3 separate regions of the Homo sapiens genome follow, and all the other regions are linked to region 1. Evidence: chromatin contacts called from ENCODE Hi-C or POLR2A ChIA-PET data. All regions are on one chromosome and are shown on one strand. The core of a region is the stretch at or near the end of the contact, and the rest is flanking DNA. Distances in the headings are between cores, read along the strand shown.

Evidence for each region. Hi-C counts contacts between places; a loop is a spot of excess contacts on that map. ChIA-PET counts read pairs that join two places held with the same protein, here RNA polymerase II (POLR2A). Pooled maps may share reads with other maps.
Region 2: a pooled map shows a loop between it and region 1 (3-fold over the local background). The contact joins the enhancer-like site here to the promoter of ZNF354B in region 1. A Hi-C loop is called at or near these places in 2 of 50 pooled maps. POLR2A ChIA-PET finds 5 or more read pairs at or near these places in 2 of 52 experiments (OCI-LY7 and activated CD4-positive, alpha-beta T cell).
Region 3: a loop to region 1 is called in a pooled map, with 18 times the contacts of the local background. The contact joins the enhancer-like site here to the promoter of ZNF354B in region 1. A Hi-C loop is called at or near these places in 4 of 50 pooled maps. POLR2A ChIA-PET finds 5 or more read pairs at or near these places in 2 of 52 experiments (Caco-2 and activated CD4-positive, alpha-beta T cell).

Annotation. Positions count from the first base shown.
Region 1 is chr5:178,857,035-178,862,036 of GRCh38, reverse strand. ZNF354B (zinc finger protein 354B) reads right to left here and starts at 2,084. Exons shown (of 5, transcript NM_058230.3): 1 at 1,910-2,084; 2 at 957-1,040. The coding sequence starts at 989. RefSeq lists silencers at 1,518-1,597, 1,678-1,877 and enhancers at 2,018-2,217, 1,502-2,234.
Region 2 is chr5:178,458,178-178,463,179 of GRCh38, reverse strand. All of the region lies in intron 2 of COL23A1 (collagen type XXIII alpha 1 chain), which reads left to right. LOC124901148 (a long non-coding RNA gene) reads left to right here. Exons shown (of 2, transcript XR_007059080.1): 1 at 1-5,002. Among named protein-coding and RNA genes, the nearest start is that of COL23A1, 130 kb to the left of the region's middle. Within about 2 kb of position 1,884, at least 6 of the 41 ENCODE cell types and tissues checked have a DNase peak (open chromatin) inside an H3K27ac peak, as active enhancers do.
Region 3 is chr5:178,481,309-178,486,310 of GRCh38, reverse strand. All of the region lies in intron 2 of COL23A1 (collagen type XXIII alpha 1 chain), which reads left to right. Among named protein-coding and RNA genes, the nearest start is that of COL23A1, 110 kb to the left of the region's middle. Within about 2 kb of position 2,495, at least 4 of the 41 ENCODE cell types and tissues checked have a DNase peak (open chromatin) inside an H3K27ac peak, as active enhancers do.

The DNA.
Region 1 (5,002 bases), core at 835-3,334:
ACAGCAGTTTCTATCTACCAACATTAACATTAATATATTAAGACAATAATGTCACTCAGCAAACACAACCACCATATGCTGAGCAGTAACTACTCAGTGCCCAGCCCTGATCCGAACACTTTCCACACACTAACTCATGTGATCCCTTCATCTACGCTGGGAGGTGGGCACGGCTGTTATTCCCATTTTACAGGTGAGAAAACTGAGGCACAGAGAGGTGAAGCCCAAGGCCCACAAACAGCAACAGAGGAGATGGGTTAAAACGCTGCCATCTGGCTTAACAGCCCTACTTCCTAACTACCACCTACGCTGCCTCTGCACTATTGCTATCCCATGAAACCCTTCCTGCCGCTAGCTGAGGGGTCTTCTGTGTCCTGCGAGTCAAGCGACCTCTCCAACTCTGTTCACTCTCGTCTCAACTAGAAAGGGTGGCCTCCTCATTCCCACTACACAAAAATGAAAACGGTCTACAATAGATTTCAAGACAGTGATACAAGCAAAGAATATGATTCACAAAGTTAAGAGGGACAAAAAACTAACAACGATGCGTTGGAGAAGCCTGGGGAAGGGGTGGTGTTATGAGGATTCTCAGGGGTGAAAAGAGAAAGTATTCCTGCGAAGGACAGGAACGGAGACATGGGTGAGTGGAGGAGGCAGGGATTTTTCCCACGTGTGTACGTTTGCTCTTAGTGACAGACAGACTTGTGGTATCTTACTTGTCAAACTAGTCACACAATGGATGAAGATTCGTGAACAAACTGTTAATTAAAAACCACTAGACACGGGTGGGGAGGGTGGGTGGTCCTCCCTACAGAATCCACCAGTCATGAGGGCGGACCAGCTCCTCCAAGAGAAAAGGACTTGGGCTCCATCCTGGCTGGAGATGGTCCCGGGTGAAGAACTCCAGTTAGTGGGGAAAATCCATCCACTGGGATCTGGGAGGGCAATGAGCTCACCTGGGGCCTCGCTTCCCGCTGCCCAGCAGCCATGTCCTCTTTCTGGCTCTCCCGGGAGGACGGCGCAGTCTCCAGAAGGCAGATCTGAGAAGAAAAAGGGAGCCAGGAAGAACCCCTTCTGCTTTCCAGCCCTGGAATCCGCAGCTCTAAAACCCCGACTCCCGCTGAGAAGGACCCCGCGCGCCCTCACAGGGATTCGGGAGGAGCCAGGAGCCCGCGGACCAGAGCAGCGCTGGGCCGCCCGGCCAGGCCCAGGCCCCACAGGCTTGGGGCTTACGGAGGGGACGCTGGACCCGCAGTGGCAGCAGCGACCCGCTGAGCCCACCAGGGCCAGGGCTCGCCCCACGCCGCTGAGTTCCTCGGCGCCAGCTGGCACTGCCAGCACCCACTGCACCGCTCAGGAAACTGAGGCAGCGCCGGGGCACCTGCCCCGTTCACGCCGCTGCGAGGCGGGCCGGGACTCCCACCACGACGGCCCCGGGACGACTTCCCTCCGCCTCAAGCCTTTCCCAGCCGGTTCCTCTCTCTCCCGCCAACGAATCGTCTCCCGACTCCACGGAAAACGGCTTTGAAGAGGAAAGCGCTGGGTGTCCCGAGGCAGGAGGAGTGGCCGTCCTGGGGACTGACTCAGAAACCGGGCCCGGCTGCCTCTGCCCTGCGCTCGGGGTCCCGGCGCCCCGAGTCCGCGAGGCCCACACGGCGCGCGCAGGGTGGGCCCGGGAGGAAACGCCTGGCCCCGCGTTCACGGCGGGCGGCGCGAGCCAGAGGCAGGGGCGTCGGCAGCGGCACCGGAGCGGCCCGTGAGGGGCGAGAGTCCAAGTCCTGGCGCGGGGGCCGGTGACAGACGCGGGGGTGCCCCCCCGCGCCCACAGAGGCCCTCGGAGCCCCGCGGCCTCAGGTCGCCCTGGCGCCAGGCGCCGCCTCCTCCCGGCACAGCCAGCCATGCCGCTCACCTCCCCAGGATCCCGCGTTCCCGGGCCGCGCCTCCCCGCCGCACTCTGCAAGCAGGAAGCTCCAGCCTCGTGACCCGGCTCCTCCGACGTCTGGGCGACCTCAAGCCCGGCGCCGCTCACCGGGCAGCGAAAGCTCCGCAGAGCGCCTGGGACCTAGAGGAGCAAGGCGGCCGCTAAGGCCTCTAGGAAATGGAGTCCACGGGAGGACGCTGGCTTTCTGGGAAGTGTAGTTCCACGCGTTTGAGGCGAGGTCGCAGCTGAGCTGTTAGGCGCCCAGACCTATGAGAGGGCCCGGGTGAGCTGTAGAGCCCCGGGTTCCTGGTTCTTCGGAAGAGAAGGGGAGGTTCCCGGAGGGCAGTAACTTGCAACTCTGTGTGTGAATTTCAGGATGGCGTGGGCGGCACGAAAACAACTACTACACAATTGGGAAAGGAAAATCCCCTGCAAAAGATGTTGACAAAGCTGGATTTCCACGTGCAAAAGATGAGCCTGTACCCTGACCGTACACCATACATAAAAATTAACTCAAAATTGATTAAAAACCTAAATGTGAGACCAAATTATTTTATAAATTACTAAAGTAAAAAGGGAAAAAACTTCAGGATGTTGGAGATGGCAATGATTTCTTGAATATGACATCAGAAGCACAGATAACAGCAAAAATAGACAAATGGGACTACATCAAACTTAAAAACTTTGGCTAATCAAAGGAAACAAAGGCAATCTACAGAATAGACGAAAATGCTTACATATCATATATCTGATTTGCAATGTATCCTGGATTTATATGGAACTTTTACAACTCAACAACAATAACAAAACCAAATAACCTGATTTTAAAATGGACAAAGGACTTGAATAGGCAATTCTCCAATGAAGATATACAAATGAGCAATGAGCAACAAGCATATAAAAAGATGGTAAACATCTCTAGGTATAAGAGAAATATAAACCCAAACTCAATGAGAAATCACTGCACCTCCATTAGGATGGCCACTATCAAAAGGATGTAAATTGGTACAATCATTACAGAAAACGGTATAGAGGTTCCTCAAAAAATTATAACTAGAGCTACATTAGGATCCACCAATCCCATTTCTGGCTATAGATCCAGAGGAAGTGAAACTCCGTGAGATACCTGCACTCCCATGTTAGCTGCAACATTATTCACCATGGCCAAGATATGGAAACAACTATCTGTTGATGGATGAATAGATAAAGGAAATGTTTTGTTTGTTTGTTTGTTTGGGACGGTGTCTTGCTCTGTCACCCAGGCTGGAGTGCAATGGCGCAATCTTGGCTCACTGCCACCTCCGCCTTCCAGGTTCAAGCAGTTCTCTGCCTCAGTCTCCCAAGTAGCAGGGATTACAGGCACCCGCGACCACGCCCAGCTAATTTTTGTAGTTTTAATAGAGATGGGGTTTCACCATCTTCACCAGGCTGGTCTTGAACTTCTGACCTCGTGATCCACCCTCCTCGGCCTCCCAAAGTGCTCGGATTACAGGCGTGAGCCACCGAGCCCGGCCACAATGTGTTTATATACACAAAGGAATATTATTCTGCCTTAAAAAAATAAAGAAATCCTGACATATGTGACAATATGGATGAACCCGGAGGACATTATGTTAAGTGAAATAAAGAAGGCACAGAAATACAAATACTGCATTATTTCATTTACACGTAGAATCTAAAATAGTCAAAATCATAGAAGAAAGTAGCATGGTGATTTCCCTGTGTGTTAATTACCAATCTTCCCATATAGGTAATTCCATATGGCACAACTGTCCCTTACTTGTAGAGCCACGCCCACCCTGTTGCCATGAACTGCAGGTGTCCTTCCATGGTTGCTTGCCCAGTGCAAGGCCCTGTTATCTCTCTCTACACTACTCTACACTTCCACAAGCTGCTGCTTCTGTTTTTTTTTGTTGTTGTTGTTGTTGTTTGTTTTTGTTTTTGAGAGACGGGGTCTCACTATGTTGCCCAGGCTGGTCTCAAACGCCTAGGCTCAAGTGATCCTCCCGCCTCGGCCTCCCAAAGTGCTGGGATTACAGGCGTGAGCCACTATGCCTGGTGTAAAAAAGATTTTTTAACAAAAATGAGATGTTTTATTGTCTTCTCTTTGCAATTAGAGTGAAAGCCAGAATCCTTGTTGTGGGCCCTAAACCATATGGCTTTTGACTCCTTTTCCAGTATCTACTGTTTTTCTTCTACACTCTGCTTCTCAGCACAAAGCCGAATGTGTTGCTGTCTTCCATAAAAATCCTTCCTCCAGTCGGGTGTGGTGGCTCACACCTGTAATCCCAGCACTTTGAGAAGCTGAGGCAAGTGCATCACTTGAGGCCAGGGGTTTGAGACCAGCCTGGCCAACATGGTGAAACCCCGTCTCTACTAAAAATACAAAAACTAGCCAGGCGTGGTGGGGCACGCCTGTAATCCCAGCTACTCAGGAGACTGAGGCAGGAGACTCTCTTGAACCCAGGAGGGCAGAGGTTTCAGTGAGCTGAGATTGTACCACTGCATTCCAGCCTGGGCAACAGAGCGAGACTCTGTCTCAAATAAATAAATAAACAAATCCTTTCTCAGCTGGGCACAGTGGCTCATGCCTGTAATCCCAGCACTTTGGGAGGCCCAAGTGGGTGGATGACCTGAGGTCAGACCAGGCTGACCAACATAGTGAAACCCCATCTCTACTAAAAATACAAAATTATCCAGGCGTGGTGGCACATGCCTATAATCCCAGCACTTTGGGAGGCTGAGGTGGGACAACTGCTTGAGCCCAGGAGTTTGAGACCAGCTTGGGCAGCATAGTGAGATCCTGTCTCTACAAAAAAAAAAAAATTATGAAAATTAGCTGGGCATGATGGCACACTCCTGTGGTCCCAGCTACTTGGGAGGCTGAGACAGGAGGGTTGCTTGAGCCCGGGAGGAGGAGATTGCAGTGAGCTGAGATTGTGCCACTGCACTCCAGCCGCCTGGGCAATAAAGCAAGACCAGATCTGTCTCATATAAATACATACATACATACATACATATATATATACACCCCAACCCTCAAAAGCCAACAGCCAACAATGATGTAAAAAATTAAAAACT
Region 2 (5,002 bases), core at 635-3,134, 400 kb after region 1:
CTCTCAAGATAACTGGAATCTTTGGAGCAAAAAAGCCCATCCGTGCTGCTGAAGTTCAGATGCACTTAAAAAAATAGTTCCCTTTGTGTCGCTGCGCGGTGAGGCGTGAAATTGCACCTAACCATCTGCTGACGTGGCCTTTGCACATTCCAGCCCTTGCAACCTTTGGGTAAGGTACATGGTGCCAGCCTTCAGCTGGTTCTGCTTTGCTAATTATTCCAAATAAAGAGCAAACGCCGCCTTCCTGTTTCTCTCCTCCTCGTTCCGCAGTCATCTGCTGTCCGTAAATTTTCACCAAGTTTCACACCAGTTTCCATTTTGGCTCCAGCTCTGAAGACGGAACCATGGGGACATTTGTTAATGAAAAATCTGGGAAATTTGATGTGGGAAACGTTCTTTTGCTACAGGCATCTAATTGTTGAGAGGATCTGACTCGTAATTTGTAGTTAAATTTGTTAAATCCCGGAAGGTTTTGATTTTTTTGTTTTTGTTGTTTCAGTAATGCAGAGTCAAAATTAAGTTAAAAAATTGTTCTACCTTTGTATTTGGCCTGGTCGTGCATTTTCATCAGCTGTTATGGATGGAGGATACTGAATAGCACAACAATAGTAATTTGGGGATTACTCAATGGGGGTGATTTATAGAAACTCGAAGCTCTTAACATAATGTTTTGTTAAAAATGCTTCCTCTTGTTGTGCCTGATTTAATACAGATTCTTCTCTTTTGTTCTTTATTCCTTTAAATGACTGAAGTAAGTTAAATGCATACAGGTTTATCTTAGCCTCAAATGCAAAGATAAAAGGAATCAATATGAAAAGCACCCTATAAGTTACATCAGTGACAGAAGAATGTTGAATTTTCATTACTGACCAGAGTAAATGCCTCAGCTGCTTTTGTTTAAAAGCTGTGTTGGGGATTGGGCCTGATTGCTGGGTGGGGGGGAACCTCTTGGAGACTCCATGTCATCTGTGAAATGACAGTAATAAAACCAGAGTTAAATTATGTGGAAATGTTTACCATGCATGGCACAGAGGAAATGTTGAGTAGATGGCTACTTATATCACAAGCCCCTCCTCCCATCCTTCCAAAATGCTTAATAAGCTCCTACTATGAGCCAGCAGCTGTGCTGGGTGCCAAGAACACAGTGCTGTGCAAACTCACCAACTCAAAACCAATTTGCAGTGCACCGTCTGATTGCCTGGGCAGGAACTTTCGCGGCAGCTCCTTGAAGTACCACAACTCATCCGCCTCTTCCCTGACATTTCCTTCTGTTCTTGAACTTGTGTAGAATTCATTGTCTGTGTTCTCCAATTTGCACCCCTATATTTTCCTCCAACATGCCATTGCTGTCTTGAACCCCTGTTATTTCGAATAGGATAAAAAACCCTACCAGTGTCCTCAATATGTACGGAGAACATGTTGTGTGCTTGCCAAGACTTCATTTTATCCTCTCACAAACTCCCTGTTAGGTGAATATGGTTCTCTACCTTGTATTACAGGTGAGGAGACTGAGGCAAATTGCCCAAGGCCGTGAGCCAGCAGGAGCTTCTGTTTGTAAGGACTGTTGCATGCTGGCTACTCCGGTCTCTCCAAGTAGACAAATCATTTAAAATACCCTCAAAGCATTCCCACAGTTATCTAAGCTATTAAAAAATGGTTTGTACTTTCAGAGGGCATTGCCTGCTCACCATGATGCCGAATAGGCCCTCCTTGGGTGGACTCTCCCTGTGGCTAACCAGGCCCAGCGACTGCTAGAGCCCAGTTTGAGAAAGCTAGAGGCACTGGGGATGGCAGGTCCCTTGGCCTGACTCTACTCAGCTCCTCTTCCAGGCCTGTGGGTGATGGGCCTGTCTTTGCCGCGGCTGCCCCTTGTGGTGGAAACAGCCATTACAGCTAGGAGAGGTCACCAGGACATGGCCAGGCTGGACTCGTGGCGGTGGCCAGCCTGGGCACACACTGATGCTCCTGTGGAGAGTCCTTGTGGCCACAAGGTTGGGAGAAGTGACTTGTTCTTGAGGGGCGAAGCAGCACGAGGAATTCGGCTCCTGGGCTGCAGCCAGTTCCCATCTCTGCACAATTTCGTGGAAGTCCCCTGGTCCTGCTGCCAAAAATGTAAAGTGGCTTGTTTCTGTTCCCCAACCTGCCTTAGAGGGCAGCTCTCTTAAAGGGCTGCCATCCGACTTTCCCATGGGAGTTTATGCTATTTATTTCTTTACGTTTAAAAAAAATGGGGGCATGAGCTGAGACCCCCACAACTTGAATGTTATAGAATAGGGGAAGGGGCAATCTTGGGTGTCTCTCTTCCCTCCCGCACTGACTGAAGACCACAGGGCAGCATGGTCTGGGGCTTGTTTTTTTATTTTTGTCCATATATCCTAGCAACATACGGCTGGTAAGACCTTTTATAAAATGTGGAGGCCAAAAAATGTCCATGCATGCCAGGGGAACAGGCATAAGATAAGAAAAGCAGGGCAAAGGGATTCCGTGGATTTTCACTGGAAGCAAAAGGCAGCCAGCTAGGGTGGGATACTTGTCAGACTGCATGGAAAGCATCTGGGAAGCCGAGGCTGCTCAACAGTGGGAACCTGAAAGCTGTTTTCCCGTCTAGAAGAGGAGAGAGCCACACCAGGATTTGGACATCTTTTACTATTTCGCCCTCTCACAGAAGCTCTTCTGAGAGCCCAGATGATGTTTCCCAGTTTGGATGAACAGGTTATTAGGATTATTTTCTCCACTTGACAGAGCTTTCCTTACAGATCCCAGCAGCCCACCTGGCACTGCCCTGTCTCGGTGGCTAGACGGCTGGTCCATCCTACTGGGATGGGCAGTGCCATGCTCATCTTTGCCAAGGGCTTTTTTCTTTGTGGTTATTTTCCCCTTGGGGTAAAGAACTGTGGGTGCCATCTGTCTGTGCCTGGGGAAGGTGCTTCTGTAGTAGGTCTGCTGTGAATTGTTTAGTTGATAAAATCTGGGGGTTCTGCATGGCAAATCCTCTGAGTTCTTGGCTGTTCAGGAGACTGTTGGAAGTGATTAGGAAAAGCAGAAATAAACACACTATGAACATCACAGCTGGGCTTTCCCTAACAAATCCCAGGTTCGATGCTTTTAAAAATCTATTTCTATAATTATAAACTAAGGCATACACATAATAGAAAACAGAAAATATAAAGAAGGAGATTTTAAAAACACCCATTATACCACCATAAAGAGATAACAGTTGTTATTAACATCGTATTGAATTTTCTTCTTTTGGCTTCAAAATTGTATGTGTGCGTATAACAAGACAGAACACTCTCTATTAGTTTTGTAGCTTTTTTCCATCCTGGCCATATCATGAACATTTCTCCATGTCATTAAATTGTTTAGGGAAAAAAATCTTATTTGAAATGTCTTCTAACCCTTTTTATATTAATTTTTTGAGACAGCATCTTGCTTTGTCACCCAGGCTGTAATGCAGTGACACAATCTCAGCTCACTGCAACCTCCAACTCCTGGGTTCAAGCGATTCTCCTGCCTCAGCCTCCCAAGTAGCTGGGATTATAGGTGCACGCCACCACGCCCGACTAAGTTTTGTATTTTTAGTAGAAATGAGGTTTCACCACGTTGTCCAGGCTGGTCTCAAACTCCTGACCTCAGGTGATCCACCTGCCTTGGCCTCCCAAAGTGCTGAGATTACAGGTGTGAGCCACTGCCCCCGGGCCCCCTTTTTATTATGGAAAAATTTCAAACACTGTACGAAAGTAGAATGATGTGAGCCCCACATACCAGTCACCTGGTTTCTGCAATTACTAAATCACAATTCTTCTTGTTTCATATGTAAACATCTTGTTTCCCACCTATTAGCCACCTGGGTAATTTGGAAGCAAATTATAGACATGTTTATTGTTTTGGCAAATATTTAGTATAAATATTTAAAAGTCAAAGGCATTTTAAAAAATCACCAAAATACCATTTATTACACGTAAACAAATTAAAAATTAACAAATATTTAATTTCCAATAGCAATCCAGTTGATGTGCAAGTTCCCCAACTGTTTCATGATTCTTTGGTGGTTTGAATCAGGATCCAGTCAAGGTTCCCATATTGTGATTGGTTCTTGAGTCTGCGAAGTCTGATTTAGCCCACAGGTTTTGCCTCCTTCCCTTTAATTTTTTCTTACAATTTATTTGTTGAGAAAACTCAGTCCCTTGTCCTGGAGTTTCCCACCACCTGGATTTTGATGATTGTCTTCCTGTGGTGTCATTTAATAGATTCCTCTGCCCCTGTATTTCCTGTAAACTGGTGGGTAGATCTGCAGGCTGCATGAGCTTCAGGTTTGGTTTTGGGGGTAAGAATATTAAGTGGTGGGGTGCACGCCCCACAGGAGGCACAGAATGAAGGTGTTCCTTTTTGTGACGTTCACTGCTGTTGATCATGCTTGCCCAGATCCATTCTATAAGGATTTGTAAAATAATGGTATTTTGATCCTTTTACTCTTCTTCGTTGTTTTGTTTATTTTTTGTTTGTTTGTTTGTTTGTTTTGTTTCTTGTGTTTTTTTTTTTGGAGACAGAGTCTTGCTGTGTTGCCCAGGCTGGAGTGCAGTGATGCAATCTCAGCTCACTGCAACCTCCACCTCCTGGGTTCAAGTGATTCTCATGACTCAGCCTCCTGAGTAGCTGGAATTATAGGCGTGCACCACCATGCCCAGCTGATTTTTATAGTTTTAGTCAAGACGGAGTTTCACTATGTTGGCCAGGCCAGTCTCGAACTCCTGACCTCAAGTGATCCACCCGGCCTCCCAAAGTACTGGGATTACAGGCATGAGCCACCGTGCCCGGCTCTGTTACTCTTCTTTCTTTATTATCTGGAATACTTCTACAAAGAGAACTGCACCCCCGCCCCCTGCATCCACTGTTCAGCTACCCTGTGGTACAGTTCACTTAGGAACAGCAGGATGGATGTTTTTATTTTTTCTCCCTTATTTACCAATTTTCCAAATAATGAGTTTGTTCCCAGCATCCT
Region 3 (5,002 bases), core at 1,246-3,745, 380 kb after region 1:
CTGCTCATCCCGGTGAGGGGCCTGAGCAGCTTGAACACGTCACCCACTGACAACCGTCCTCATTCTGCAGCTGCCTGAATCTTGTCGAACACTCCCACATCTTCAGGACATTCAAGGTTGTTCACTTCTAGGGTGTTTTCAAAACTACCTGGTTGAAGTTTACAAGAGTCAAATCTGGTACCCAGCTTTACATGTGTATTGCACGTCCACATCAGAAAGTGACCAGGTCATTTCAAACAGTTTTAACTACCTAGCCAAGTGATTTTAACACAGGACATCATCAGTTGAGGGCAGAAGTCTTTGTTATCTTTCAAAGGTCTAGGAATATGCAATTTGTATTTGCAGCTGCGATTCTTTTTTCTGCAAAGCACCCCGGCACCCCTCCCACCACTGCTGCCCAACACAATGAACAGCTGGAGCTGAGGTTCCCCTGGCCACTCAGCTGGGGCAGATTTTCTTCTTAATGTCAAGTTTTACTCTGTACTCAGCTTACTCATCCTGACATTTCTGTGTTTTTTTTTTTTTTTTTTTGAGATGGAGTCACTCTGTCACCCAGGCTGGAGTGCAATGGTGTGATCTCGGCTCACTGCAACCTCCACCTCCCAGATTCAGGTGATTCTCCTGCCTCTCAGCCTCCCGAGTAGCTGGGATTACAGGCACATGCCAACACACCTGGCTAACTTTATTTTTTTGTATTTTTAGTAGAGACAGGGTTTCACCATGTTGGCCAGGCTGGTCTCGAACTCCTGACGTCAGGTGGTCTGCCCACCTTGGCCTCCCAAAGTGCTGGGATTACAGGCATGAGCCACCACACCCGGACTTTTTTCTTTTTTTTGAGACAGGGTCTCACTTTTGTCACCCAGGCTGGAGTGCAGTGGTGCAATCCTAGGTCACGGTAGCCTCAACCTCCTGGGCTCAAACAATCCTCCCACCTCAGCCTGCCAAGTAGCTGGGACTACAGGCACACACCACCACGCCCAGCTAATTTTTCTGGTATTTTTTGTAGAGATAGGGTTTTGCTATGTTGGCCAGGCTGGTCTCGAACTCCTGAGCTCAAATGATCCGCCCTCCTGGCCTCCCAAAGTGCTGGGATTACAGGCGTGAGCCACCACATCCTGCCTATCCTGACATTTCTTTACAAACAAAACTACACCAATTTCATATTGTTGGAATGAGGTGGGGAATAAAGGCATAAGCTAACCAATAGCATATTGCTGGAATTTTTGGAGTACATTTTTACACATTTCATTAATTTTTTAGGTCAAGATTGCCAGAGCCGTAAGCGAAGTCCTCTAAATTTATTTGTCTGTTCAACCCACATTTATTGGATGCCCACTTTGCTAGGCACTGGGGGTCCTTGGCCAGAACCTAACATCTAAGGGACACTTCCGATATGCTGGACTCTTTACAAATATGGGCTTTTATTTATCAGAAAGAAAGAAACCATTGTGTCTGGCCTCACTGCTCTTTTTTTTTTTTTTTTTTTTTTGAGACAGAGTCTTGCTCTTTCACCCAGGCTGGAGTACAGTGGCGCGATCTCAGCTCACTGCAACCTCCACCTCCCAGGTTCACACCATTCTCCTGCCTCAGCCTCCTGAGCAGCTGGGACTACAGGCACCCACCACCACGCCTGGCTGATTTTTGTATTTTTACTAGAGACGGGGTTTCACCGTGTTAGCCAGGATGGTCTCAATCTCCCGACCTCGTGATCCGCCCACCTCGGCCTCCTAAAGTGCTGGGATTACAGGCGTGAGCCACCACGCCCGGCCCGGCCTCACTGTTCTTACAGTTTCGGGAGCCAGACACACTAGTCACATAAACAGTCATAATGTCCCATGGTCACTGCTAGTGGTCTCTTGCATGAGGATCCTAGGATGAGGGGACAGCTAACTCTGTGGGGTAAATCAAGAAGGGCTTCTGAGAGGGGACCTCGGAGCCATCCTTGAGGGACACCCAATCTTCGTTCTTTCAACAAAATGCTGTTAATTTTCTTTGGTGCATTGTGCCTTGCTTAATTTTTAATAGATTTAACATTAGAATAATCCCCAAAACAGAAAAAATGAAAACAAACTTCTTTTGAAAATCTTGGTTGGGCGTGGTGGCTCACACCTGTAATCCCAGCACTTTGGGAGGCTGAGGTAGGCGGATCACCTGAGGTCGAGTTCAAGACCAGCCTGGCCAACACGGTGAAACCCCATCTCTACTAAAAATACAAAAATTAGGCAGATGTGGTGGCATATAATCCCAGCTACTCAGAAGACTGAGGCAGGAGAATCGCTTGAACCTGGGAGGTTGCAGAGAGCCGAGATCATGCCATTGCACTCCAGCCTGGGCAATGAGAGTGAAACTCTGCCTCAAAGAAAAAAAAAAAATCTTGCCTAGCACAGAGCCGGTACCCAGTAAAATGTGCTCTGTAGTGAAAGGAAGCAAGTGCGCGTTGCTGAGTGTGTACATCCCTTTTCTTTGTGCACTTCCTGCTGACAGCATCACAGTTTTCTTTGAAGAGGAACCCCGCTGCACGGGCTCCACGTGCTTTGTGGGTAAAGATGGCCGCATTGGAGATGGGCCCCGTAACCTAATACTGGAGGGAGAAACCCAAATAAAATCCAAAGAAAAGGAAAGAAAACAAGTATGGGAGAGGGCTTCATGCCTAGGAATAGAAGTGAAGCTTTTCTGAACATGCCTTGTGGTTTTTAGGTTTGACTCGGGAAACGTAAATATTTTTATGTAATTATTTAAAACTGTAATAATTTTTAAAGACTGGAACTCATAATTTTTTCACATGTGCCTTCCCACTTCTGAGTTGTAGTCAGCTGGGGTGCTGGAAAGCCAGGAGAAGGGGAAGATGTGAGCAGAGAGAATCTAGAAATGCTGTGTCTTGAGGGCGAGTGGATTCCCGGAGGTCTTTTGTTTCTTGGAGCGGAATTCTGACAGTGTCTTTCTAGGGATGCCTCTAGCACCAAGATTCCTACCATTCAAGATTTTTTTTTTTAATTCCTCAGTTTTATGTGGCATCTAATGCCTTCTCCATATACTTATCTCCCCAGTAATTCAAAAGGGACTCATTTGAAGAACTGTGTGAAATTACATGCAAATATTTAACTCTAGATATCTGCATAACATTGCCTTAAGATGGTCATCAGTGACCTGCTTATTTATCCTATTCACATTTTAAAATTTTGGCACAATGTACATAACATAAAATATGACATTTTAGTTTTTTTTTTCTTTTTCTTTTCGAGACAGAGTCTTACTCTGTTTCCCAGGCTGGTGTGCAGTGGTGTGATCATAACTCACTGCAGCCTCAGCCTCTTGGGCTCAAGCAATCCTCCTGCCTTAGCCTCCCAAGTAGCTGGGACTACAGGCAGGCACCACTAAGCCTAAGTCTTTTCTTTTTTCTTTTTTTTTTGAGATGGAGTCTCTCTCTGTTGCCCAGGCAGGAGTGCAGTGGCGCGATCTCTGCTCACTGCAAGCTCTGCCTCCCAGGCTCACACCATTCTCCTGCCTCAGCCTCCTGAATAGCTGGGACTACAGGCACCCGCCACCACGCCCGGCCGATTTTTTGTAGTTTTAGTAGCGACGGTAGCAACGGGGTTTCACCATGTTAGCCAGGATGGTCTCGATCTCCTGACCTCGTGATCTGCCCTCCTCGGCCTCTTAGAGTGCTGGGATTACAGGTGTGGGCCACCACGCCCGGCCAGCCTAAGTCTATTGTAACCATTTTTAAAAGTACAGGTCAGTGGCATTAACTGCATTCACATTGTTGTTCAGCCATCACCACCATCCATCTCAGAACCTTTTTCTTCATCTTCCCCAACTGAAACTCCATACCCATTAAACGATAATTCCCCAATCCCCTCTTTGCCCCGCCCCCGTTCTACTTTCTGTCTATATGAGTTTGCCTACTCTAGATACTGCATATAAAAGGAATCATAAAATATCTGTCCTTTTGTGTCTGGCTTCTTTCAAAAGCTCATTAGCAAAATACCTTCAAGGTTCATCTGTCTATCTAGTAGCATGTATCAGAACTTCATTCCCATTTAAGGCTGAATAATATTCCACTGTATGTATACACCACAATTGGTTATTCATCTGTTGATGGATATTTGGGTTGTTAACCTTTTGGCTGTTGTAAATAGTGCTGCTGTGAACGTTGGTATAAAACTATCTGTGTCTTTTGGGAATATACCTAGGAGTGGAATTTCTGGATCATATAGTAATTCTGTGTCTGACTTTTTGAGAAACTACCAAATTGTTTTCCACAGCAGCTGCGCCTTTTTTTTTTTTTAATTATACTTTAAGTTTTAGGGTACATGTACACAACACGCAGGTTTGTTACATATGTATACATGTGCCATGTTGGTGTGCTGCACCCATCAACTCGTCATTTACATTAGGTATATCTTCTAATGCTATCCCTCCCCCCTCCCCCGACCCCATGACAGGCCTGGTGTGTGATGTTCCCCATCCTGTGTCCAAGTGTTCTCACTGTTCAATTCCCACCTATGACTGAGAACATAGGTGGCAGCTGCACCATTTTTAATGCCCAGCAGTCATGCACCAACTTCCCCGAATTCTCATCCATGCTGTCATTTTCCCTCTTTTTAATCATAGCTATACTAATGGGTATGAAGTGGTATCTTGTGGTTTTGATTTACGTTTCCCTAATGGCTAATAATATTGAGCATCTTTTCACGTGTTTACTGGGCATTTGTATACCTTGACCAGGTATAAATGTCTATTTAAGCTCTTTGCCCATTTTTTAATTGGGTTGTTTTGTTTTGTTTTGTTTTTGTTATTGAGTTGTCAGAGTTCTTTATATGTTCTGGTTATTAATCACTTATCAGATATATGACTTGCAAATTCTCTGGGTTGTCTTTATACTCTCTCAGTAGTGTCCTTTGATACACAAAAGTTTTTAATTTTGATGATGTTCAGCTTATCTGTTTTTTCTTCTGCTGTGTGTCATATCCAAGAAATTATTTGCCAAATCCAGTGTCAT